Linked DNA regions of Homo sapiens: region 2 is linked to region 1. The links are chromatin contacts, found by Hi-C or POLR2A ChIA-PET in ENCODE. All regions are on one chromosome and are shown on one strand. The core of a region is the stretch at or near the end of the contact, and the rest is flanking DNA. Distances in the headings are between cores, read along the strand shown. Region 1 overlaps VAPB (VAMP associated protein B and C). Region 2 has its middle 6.7 kb from the start of LINC01711.

Region 1 (4,735 bases), core at 2,159-4,658:
AGGTGGGTGGATCACCTGAGGTCAGGAGTTCGAGACCAGCGTGACCAACATAGTGAAACCCCATCTCTACTAAAAATACAAAAGTTAGCCGGGCGTGGTGGTGCATGCCTGTAATCCAGGTACTGGGGAGGCTGAGGCAGGAGAACCGCTTCAGCTGGGGAGGTGGAGGTTGCAGTGAGCCGAGATCGTGCCATTGTACTCCAGCCTGGGCAACAAGAGCAAAACTCCGTCTCAAAAAAAAAAAAGAGAGAAAAAGAAAGAAAAAGTGCCTTATTATAATTGTAGTCTTGTAATTGTCTCGTTGGCACCTCTTACATAAAGTGCAGTTGCTCTGGGACATTAGAATGACTGTGACTGACTTTTAATCTTTGCCAGCCATGGTGGCTCACGCCTGTAATTCCAGCTTTGGGAGGCTGGGGTGGGTGGATCGCTTGAGCTCAGGAGTTTGACACCAGCCTGGTCAACATGGTGAAACCCCTCTTTACTAAAAATACAAAAGTTAACCAGGCTTGGTGGTGTATGCCTGTAATCCCAGCTAATCCGGAGGCTGAGGGGCAGGAATCGCTTGAACCCAGGAGGGCAGAGGTTGCAGCTAGCTGAGATTGTGCCTCTGCACTCCAGCCTGGGCTGAGAGTGAGACCGTCTCAAAAAAAAAAAAAAAAAAATCCTTCTATGAATTCTGTGTTTCCCCCTAAGAACTTCTGTCCTAACTTGATCACTTCTTATTGTGAGCTATTTGTTTATTAGTGTTGAAAATTCTGTGCTAATACTATCAACTGTACCTTCCCTTCCACCACCCCACTCTCTGCTCCAAGTCTTTCATGTCCTCAATACCTGTCGTGCAAACTATGCATTTCTGGGTTAACTGGGTACTATTTTAGTCTTTTAGTTCCATCACTCAGCATTTACAATATAGTAGAAAAATGGAAGAAATGGAAAGGTACGTACTCGAGAAATCAGTGTTATGGCCATCTCCATTTTAGAGATGAGAGGCCTTTGCAGAAGGCCTTTGCGAAGACTTTACAGAATGTGAATTTGTACCCGGGTCTTACAGCCTCCCAAGCCTGTGTGCTTTGCATTACAAAGCGAATCTGTGGTTCCTAGCATTGCTGTCACCTAGAGGCACTTGGGCTAACCTCCTTAGCTTTGGTTTCCTCCTCTGCGATGTAAGGAGGCTTGAACTCAGTACCTCTAGGTGGTCCTTCCAGCTCTAAGCTTGAGAACTTAAGTTTATTTTAGCTGAAGAAGAGAGATAGAAAGCCCCTTGAGGACAGGAACCAGCTTGTATTTCCCACAGCACCTACTGGTACTTTGTTCCTATGGGCTCCTGAATATTTAATTAATGAAACCTCTTGTTACTGTTTGAAAGCTCACTACTTGTATTAACCTTTCCTGAGTATTCTTGGACTCTGATCCAGTTTTTTCTATATCACCTCTTATTGTACGAATTGTATGTCACTTTCACGTTTTGTTTTATTCTTTATGTGCTTCATTTACTTATTTATTGCTTGGCTTTCACTGCTAGAATGTAAGCTCCTATAGGTTTTTGTTTTAGTATTTCTGAGTAGACTACATAGACTACATTCTCTTCTTCTTCTTGTTTTCTTTTCCGAGTACCCCAAAGAAGGATACAACCCTGGATTTGGTCATCTTTTCAGTGTTTGCTATGATCATTTGAAACAGAAGCATACACAAGAATAAAAAGAGAAATTTGCTGAAAAACCAGAGGTTTGTCCTTGTGGAGGCTTATTTGAATTCTCAATCTGTTGGTTGAATTGATTTGTTGGCATGTAAATATATCCTGATGGACTCCTCTGAAAATCTAAATTTGTGCTTCTGACCTTTGTAAAGTCAGGCAGTGCTTTACTAATTGGATGAAGGAGAGCCATGGCTTACTCTTGAGAGAATGTGCAGATGCACACAATCAAAACTTTTCATGTAATTTGCGGGCAGGAGGATCCCATCTTAGTGCATAGTTCACCTCTAACCTCGCTCAGAGAAAAGGTGGAAGAAGCATGAGCAGTCATCTAGAGAAATCCAGAGACCACTTGGTCGGCTCATTTGTATCTTTTTATTTATTATTATTTTTAAAATGAATGCTTTTGTTGCCTTTCTCTTCCAAAGCAAGATTGTTTCTTTTTCTTTCTTTACATACCTAGCACTCACTGAGAATAGTGCTTGGCCATTAGTCATTTTCATTAAACATTTGAGTATTGTCCCTTCCACCTTTAAAGAAGAAAAACTGTGTTGTCAGTCCTTTTTACCCTGTCTAGCTACTCCTTTCACTTTCCTTCTTATCATGGTAAGCTTCTGGAAAACATAGTTTCCTGTCTTTTTTCTTTCTGTTCTTCACTTCTAGTCACTGCCCGGGAGCTCAATCATTGCTTCATCACTACATCTCCCATTGCATGTTCAGTCTTCACTACCATTTGACCCCTGTTGTCATCCTGCTCATTGACACTCTTCTCTTGACCTCTCTCATTGCTCTCTCTGCTTTTCTTCCGCCCATGTGGCCAGTTTTGCCCACTCATCATGCAGTCCGGTTGGTAATGCTCAGGGTTACAGGTTCACCTTCTCCCCCTCTTCTCCTTTCCCTGTTTCTCTCAGATTTGCTCTCTCTGTGTCTTCCCTTCTCCCCTTTGCGGAACTCTTTTACCAGTACCCTTCGCTTCTAACGTCACTTATGTATGAACCCAGGCCTGACCCAAGCCCATATAAAAGGCTGCAATACGTTAAATGCAGCATGACCCAAGCTGAACTCTATACCACCTTTTCATTTTTTCCTCCAAACCTCCCCTTCTTACTGTCTCATTGGATGGTACCTACATTCATGCATTTGACCAACTCAGAGAGTCTATGACTCAGTTCTGTCCCTTCTTCCCCATTCCCTCTATGGCTGCCCCATTTTCTCCCGCAACTGTAATAGCCTCTTAACTGGTCTTCTTGTCCGAGTCTTCTCTTTCTTTCCACCCTGATGTGGTTTTCAAAGATGGTTTGCAAAGATGCAAATCTGAGCATATCTCTTGCTTGCTTACAATCATTAAATGTCTTCCTGTTGCCAAAAATAAAGTTTAAATTCTTTAACAAAACCTGGAAAATTATCGATACTTGTTGCACTCCCCCCACATTGCCCTGCCCATCTTTCCAGCATCGTCTTTCCTCATGCTTGTGTTTCAGCCTTTTAGTTCTCCTTGGCCATGGGGCTTTGGCATACTATGTATCATGACTTACCCTGTATGTAGTCATAAAGTAACAGTTTTTAGCTGTTTCCACCACTAAAAATTAGTTGATTCCTTTTCCTCTTGTTTGTTTCACTGCGTCCCCCTGCTTACCTTTGAGGCTCAGCACAGGCTTCACTTCTTCAAGGTAACTGTCCTGACATTCTTCACTCACATTGTATCTGTTCCTCTGGCTCCCACACATGTCACAGCATGTTGTCATTGGCAACGTGATACGTGACTCCCTTTCGCTGTTAGTCAGCAAGCCCCCCCACCCTTTTTTTTTTTTTTTTTTTAGATTGTGTCTCTTCTCCCCACATCCCAGTGCCTAGCACAGCACAGTGCATGGTGCATGGCAGTTTCTCAGGGAGTTCATGGTCTCTGGGTCTAAGGCATAGGCGAGGAAGGGTTGGTGTTTAGGAGAAAGCTGAGAAAGATGCCAGGCGCAATGGCTCACACCTGTAATCCAAGGATTTTGGGACTCCGAGGCAAGCGAATCAGTTGAGGCCAGGAATTTGAGATGAGCCTGGGCAATATGGCGAAACCCCATCTCTACTAAAAATACAGAAATTAACCTGGTGTGGTGGTGCATGCCCATAATCCCAGCTACTCGGGAGGCTGAGGCATGAGAATCACTTGAACTCAGGAGGTGGAAGCTGCAGTGAGTCAAAATTATGCCACTGCACTCCACTCTGGGTGACAGAGCAAGACTGTATCTCAAAAACAAAAACAAAGCTGAGAAAGGAGAGAGGGGGGAAGAAAGAAGACTTTCAGTGGTGAAGAGTAATGAAGCCTGTCGGCAGGGCCCGTTATGTACAGCCGATCGATGTAGACACAGTGCATTTTGCTCAGAAAATATTTGAAGATTTTCCACTAAATGCTGGTTGCTTTTCTCTCTTGTGGAAACTTATGTTTTTACTTCTCCTCCTCTTCTATTTCAGAGAGTCAGGACTACCTCTTAGGTGTGTGTTCTTTTACCCCATTCCTTTCCCATCACTTAACAGTATTTTGCATCGTTAGCCTATTACTGCTGTCTCACTTTTCTCTTGTACTTGATTCCTTCCTTGTGCCTACAAACATGCTTAAGTTGCCCCTTCCTAAAAAGAAATCTTGTTTTCTAGATCTTCCCCGCTTAAGCAAATGCCCAGTCTTCTATCACAGCTAATTTTGGGGAAGCGGTGAATCTCAGTTTCTGGTATCTTTACTCTTCTTTCATCAGACCTCACCCCTTCACTCAAACCCTTCTTAGTTCCCCCAGGTTTCTCTCTGTGATACTTGTCTTTGACTTTTCTGATGAACTGTCCACCTCTTTATCATCTCTTTTACTGGATGTTGAGGTTTCTCAGGTTCTGGCTTCAGTCTTCTCAATTTAACAATTCTCTGTATGTTGTCTCATTAATAATGCCTTCATCTTCCACTTCTGCACAGAAAACTTCCAAATCTCTATCTCCAAGCAAATCTTTTGATCTGTCAGCCTGCTGGACATCCCTGTCTATCTGGTTGTCATGAGAACACCT
Region 2 (5,509 bases), core at 1,015-3,514, 230 kb after region 1:
CTCCTTTGGAGACGAGAGAGCAGGCAGAAAGCCTGCCCTGTTGAAAATGGACCTATGTTTTCTAGAAGAAATAGTAGCAGCATAATGACTCTTTAGTGTAGGTAAAAATGTGTTGCCAACACTTAGCAAGAGACTAGGCACCCAGTGACACGGGAGAGGTAGGTTTGGATGAGACACAGCTCAGAATTGTCCAGATCACAGATTGTTTGGGAAGTGGCCTAGTGGCTGTGAGCCTTAAGGGTGACAGCGGAGAGGGCCCCTAAGTTGCACGTCTCAGTGTGACCCAAGGCAGGCCCACCTTCCTGGGTGGCGTGACCTGCCCTGCCCTCCCCCTCTGCAGCCCGGCCTCACTGGCTTCCCCTCAGCCGGTGTCCCTGCATTTTTCTATCACTGCTGGGACACGGTTTCCCCACCCTTCCCACATGCTTTACAGATGTTGGCACCAGCCTGTATCCCTGGCCACCTGGCAGTCATTGGACCTATTAAACTGGAGTTCACATGCAACACAGTGGTGCTTGGCTGGGGTCCCTCCCTCCCTCTGCCTGCTCCACCGGACTGTGAGCTCTGAGTGCAGATGTACTTCCTGTCTCTGGAAACCCAGCACCTGGAACAGTATCTGGTGCAATGTACGAGGTCAATAAATAGCTGCCAAGATGGGGATAGGTGATCCCATTTTATGGATGAGGAAAGTGAGGCCATGTGGGCAGAGCCCTGTGTTCCTTCTCTCCCACTCAAGTGAGATGCCCAGGGTACTAATTTAAGGGGGCGCTCACCTTCAGAGTCCAACCCTGTGCCAGCACCCCTTGTGAGTGAGTGCCACCTTAAATATGATACCTTGCTTGCCTCGCCCTTGTCCCACCCCAGAGAGGAAGGAAGTGAAGGGCAGAGGGACAGTGGCCAGGCAGCCGCTAGCCCAGGGGGCTCTCCACCCAACTCCGGAAGTACCCAGGCTGCCCTAAAAGTCCTGAGATGAGCTCACTCTGTTCATCACATCCAGATGCCACTGTGCAGGGAGCAATCAAGTCAGCCATTTCCCCCAATAAGCTTGACTTCAGGGGACTGGAGGAGCTATTTGTAGCACTTTTAAAACCTTTTATAGATCAGTGTGTTACCACTGATGACAGTGGAAGAAATGCTGCTATTAGAGGCAGGAGCTTTAAGAGGTTTGGGTATTGGCTATTTCTGATTGGGAATGCCATGCTGGGAATCAATGCTCCATGCGTCCTTGCAGTGCTGCGTGAGGAGGCCACACGTTGGCTTGAGCCTCCCTGCCATGCACGCTCCCCTTGGCTTGGTACCCCCCTTGACTGAGAACTTGGGGTGATTTTCTCCTCTGTAGCCAAGCCAGAGCCCCCCAGGCTCCCAGCTCAAGGCTGACCGAAGCTTGGTGTTAGGTCCGGGTTTCTTGGGGGTGCATGAGCTGCTGGCGCGTCCGCAGTCGGAGGCTGCTTTGTCTCTCTCGCTGTGTCTTTTCCTCTTGACTCTCTTGTTCTCACTCCCTCCTGCTGTGTCTTTGCCCTTGTGTCTGCTCTCCCTCATCTTCTTTCTCTTTCTTTTGTTCTTTCTTCTCCTCCTTGCCTCTCTTTTTCTTCCTTTCCTTCCTCTTCACAGAGTCCAAGAAATTCTAAGGAAATGAGAAGTGTGGGCTCATAGGTTTCTCACCTTGACCATCCTGGCTCATGCTGAGAACTGGGCTCCTTCAAAAGGCCTGTTGCATCTGTGGAAGTGGCTCTTCTGGAAGAGTCTGTGGCACCCATGGACAACAGCAGAGTGCGGCCCTCTGAGACCATGAGACTCATGTGATTCCTAATTCCACTAAACACTATGGGTTGGGTGCCAGCTACCTGCCAGGGGGTCCTTTTCTTGGAAGGAAGCCAGACACAGCTCCAGGAGACTGTAGTGCAAGATGGAGGAGGGCAAAGCCAGTGGAGGAGCTGAAGAATGACACCCAGTTCCAGTTGAGTGAACCAAGATGGCTCCAGGTGGGGTTGGCCTTGGAGTGGGCCAGGACAATTGAGTGGGGGAGGTGCTCATGGGTATGGCAGTGGTGACGGGGCAGAGAAAGTCATTTGAGGAGGAGGTGAAAAAGGGAAGTGGATAAGAAGATTTAGTCTTGGGTTCAGATCTTGGTTTCACAGCTTTCTGGCCATGTGGCCTTGCTCAAGCCGCTTCCACTTCTGGACCCTGTTTTCTGGCAAGTGAAAGGGGACCTACCTTGCAAAGGAATGGCATAAGATGACGTTTGTTGTGTGTTTGTCCCCTGCCTGGCGTATCCTCAGAATGTGGTTTGTGATATCTTTATGAACTTGCCAACAGAGGCAACCTGTGCATGCGACATCGCTGGGCGTGCAGAAAAGCCTAGAAAGCTAATCCTAGAAGCTTTTGCTAATGAGCACTTACTGTGTGCTAATGAGCACTTATATGACTTATATGTGCCAGGCAGCATTCTACAAGCCGTGGGTGTCCTGCCACTCAGTGCTCATGACAAGGACTCAATGGGAAGGATTCACCACCATGATGCCCACATGGCTGAAGAAGTGGATCCCCTGAAGGGAAAGCGGCCACCCAGCAGCCCCTGGAGCCGGCGTCCTACTGGGCATGTCAGCTCTGGAACCATGCTCCTCTCACTGTGGTTTTTGCTTCCCTATTGAAGGGCTTTGGGGGCCAGATGAGGGGTTTGGGCTCTATCCTGGCAGGAGGGGAGAAGGGGTGGGCAGCCTCTGAAAGTGTCTGTGGAGACCAGGTCCAGTCTCATTACTGGTGGCCAGTGGGGCAAAGGGCCTTGGGGGCTGTGGAGCAGCCACTATTGCTCCTGTTTCTAGGAACTTCTCTCTCTCTCCCCAACCTCATCACTGAGGAGCATCCTGTCTAGGGTTTCTGGAAGGCTCTCTTCTTACTTCCTTCCAGCCTCATGTCCTGATGGCGTTGTGTGCCAGGGGACTCACGGAATATTGTTTTCCTCTAACGACTCAGACAACTGATGAAATACTTGGTGCCTTGTTCTCCCTAAGACCTGTCCTCCCAAGGGCCTGCTTTCACATGGCTGCCAGGGCCTTCAATGCCGAGTCCGTGTTCCTCGGGGACCATCAACATGTGGAACTTATTTTTAATTTAAAAGAACAACAGACTCCCCAACCCCATTCCCCTCCCCCGCTTGCCTCCCACTGCTGCTCCTGGCTATGCGGTAAACACCAGGCTCTTGCTACCTCTCAGCTTTGCCATCGTGTCCAGCCTGGAAATTCTTGCTGGGCCATTTTCAGGGGCCAAGCCAAGGTCCTGGCCAGACCAAGGAAGCCCATAGGCACTTCAGCCTTCCCCATCTCTGCCCCCTGCATCCCTCTGACTTCTAGGCAAGCTGACCCATGCCACTCCCTTCTCTAGCAGCTGTCCTCTGCCTGTCCTTGGGAGGGCTGTGGGAAAGAACACCATGGCCCAAATCTTTAGATGGTTTGGACAAAAATTAGAGGGGATTCAGTCGAAGAGTACCTGCTGTCCCAGCAAGGCTGAAGCCTCCCAGAGTGTGAGGGTCTCATCCTGCAGACACCACCCCACTCATGGCTGCTCCTGTCCAGACCCTGGGATGCACTGTTTGACTTTGTCCTCATCTCAAGCCCACTTTACTTGTGGAGAAACTGAGACAAAGAGGCTGAGTAACTCGTCCGAAGTCCAGTGGTATAGGCCGGACTTGACCCGAATTCTGACCCCAAAGCCTGGCCCTTGACTGCCCCCTAGCACTGCACTGGCCAGGATTCCATGGTGGCCACTTTCTAATACTGCATCACAGCGCGGGGAGGGGCTCCAGGATCACTTACTTGCTCTTAACCCTGGCGACAAGGATGTGCTTTTGCAGATGTTGGTTTGTTCATGAGAAATTCGAGTCAGATTTGAGGGGGAAAGAGGAAAAGAGAGACACAGTGTGTGTAGAGCCATTATGTCTAATTCAGCCACCAACACACTTCTCTGTGGGCCTCTTCTGGCTCCAGAAGCCCCCTTCCCAGCTGTGATGTCACCAGCCAGCCTCTGCAGATGACAGCCCTGTGATTTATCATCAGCCACCTGCTTTCTCACTGCTGGGGACAGCCAGAGCCCAGAGCAGCCCCCACTGGGCTGGGCAGCAGCTGCCCCCTGCCCCATTGCCGCACTTCCAGGCCTATGAGCTTTTTGAGATTGTTTGCATTTTGGGAAATGCCAGTCATCTCTCCCAAATCTGCAGATAGCAGCATCTCACCATCCAGGGTTGGAGTTTCTAAACAGTCAGATAACCTTGCTCACAGAGAAACAGCCTGAACACCATTTACAGATAGCGACAGGATTTAATGAGATAAAGCCTTGGGCATCCATGAACCAATTTTTACGAGCCGTGATGAAATGGCTGTTTTCTTAATAGATACCCAAACAGAACACAATTCAGGGCTCTGAGAGCTTCAAAGGAACTTCTCAGCTCTAGCCTCTTGAAATTTCGGGCAAAATCCAAACACGTATCAGTCTTACCACCACCATGAAAATGATATGTTTTTGTAAAATTATGTGGGACCTATCTATCTGCCAAGGGAGAGATGGCCCAGATGCTTTTGGGACTCCAAGCCAGTGTCTTCAGCCTTTTCTCACATGATGTGAACACCAAATTCCAGTGCCACTTTCTAGAGGGGAGATTGCAGATGGAAGGCTTGTCCTGGAGAGGTTGAAACAGTGGGAAAGGAAATAAAGAGCATGCTCTCGCTCTTCCTCCAATTCCCTGAACTAGCTGGTTTCCTGAAGACTCCAGTGTGGGTAGACTGTGGCAAGTGGGTGACTGAATACTGACCTAGTCCTTAAAAAGAAAAAACGGTCAAAGGGCACCCTTCCAACCCCCACTGTGTGACAATGACCTCCTCAGAGAGCAGCCTTATGGGCCCCCTTTGAAAGGGCACAGTGACCCCCCTGGTGTCTGTCTGTTCTGCCCTGCTTGGAGAAACGGCTTCCTCCTCTGAGTTCCTAAAACATTTATCATCCCTATGATTTGCCAGGCAATTAGTCATGCCCTGCCTTGAGTATCTCTTCTATTGTTGTATCAAACGGCTGTTTAACCCTTATCAGCAGTGCAGTTTTCAATATCTTGTCTTTCTAACTCGATGTGAGCTTCCAGAGGGCTGTGCAAATGTCCACCCATGTCCGTCTCCTGTGCCCATGGTCCGTACACGTCTGGTCATCACCGTCAGAGGGTAGGACTGTGTCCTGCCTTTACAGGTAAAGTGTTTAGCATGCAAAATGCTTAGCACAGACACTGGCACCTCACAAGGGCCCAAGAAAGAGCCACTAGTGTTTACCTTGTTATTCATATTATTATCTGGTATACAAGAATAGCTAGTGAGCACCCTCCATGTGTGGGACACTGTGCCTGGTGCTGCTGAAGCCACTTGAAAATGGTACCTGTGAATTTCCCCAAAGCCATCTGGAATCAAGCTGGAAACTCTAGCTCTGTTTCCTACTGAAGGGAGACACGTATCCCCTCAGTGAGAAGTCTTTTCTT

Evidence for each region. Hi-C counts contacts between places; a loop is a spot of excess contacts on that map. ChIA-PET counts read pairs that join two places held with the same protein, here RNA polymerase II (POLR2A). Pooled maps may share reads with other maps.
Region 2: a loop to region 1 is called in a pooled map, with 2.1 times the contacts of the local background. The contact joins two enhancer-like sites. A Hi-C loop is called at or near these places in 1 of 50 pooled maps. POLR2A ChIA-PET finds 5 or more read pairs at or near these places in 3 of 52 experiments (AG04450, H1 and HEK293).

What each region holds. Positions count from the first base shown.
Region 1 is chr20:58,399,068-58,403,802 of GRCh38, forward strand. The region is part of intron 1 of VAPB (VAMP associated protein B and C); the gene reads left to right. Among named protein-coding and RNA genes, the nearest start is that of VAPB, 12 kb to the left of the region's middle. Within about 2 kb of position 3,409, at least 2 of the 41 ENCODE cell types and tissues checked have a DNase peak (open chromatin) inside an H3K27ac peak, as active enhancers do.
Region 2 is chr20:58,625,312-58,630,820 of GRCh38, forward strand. No RefSeq gene overlaps it. Among named protein-coding and RNA genes, the nearest start is that of LINC01711, 6.7 kb to the right of the region's middle. Within about 2 kb of position 2,265, at least 2 of the 41 ENCODE cell types and tissues checked have a DNase peak (open chromatin) inside an H3K27ac peak, as active enhancers do.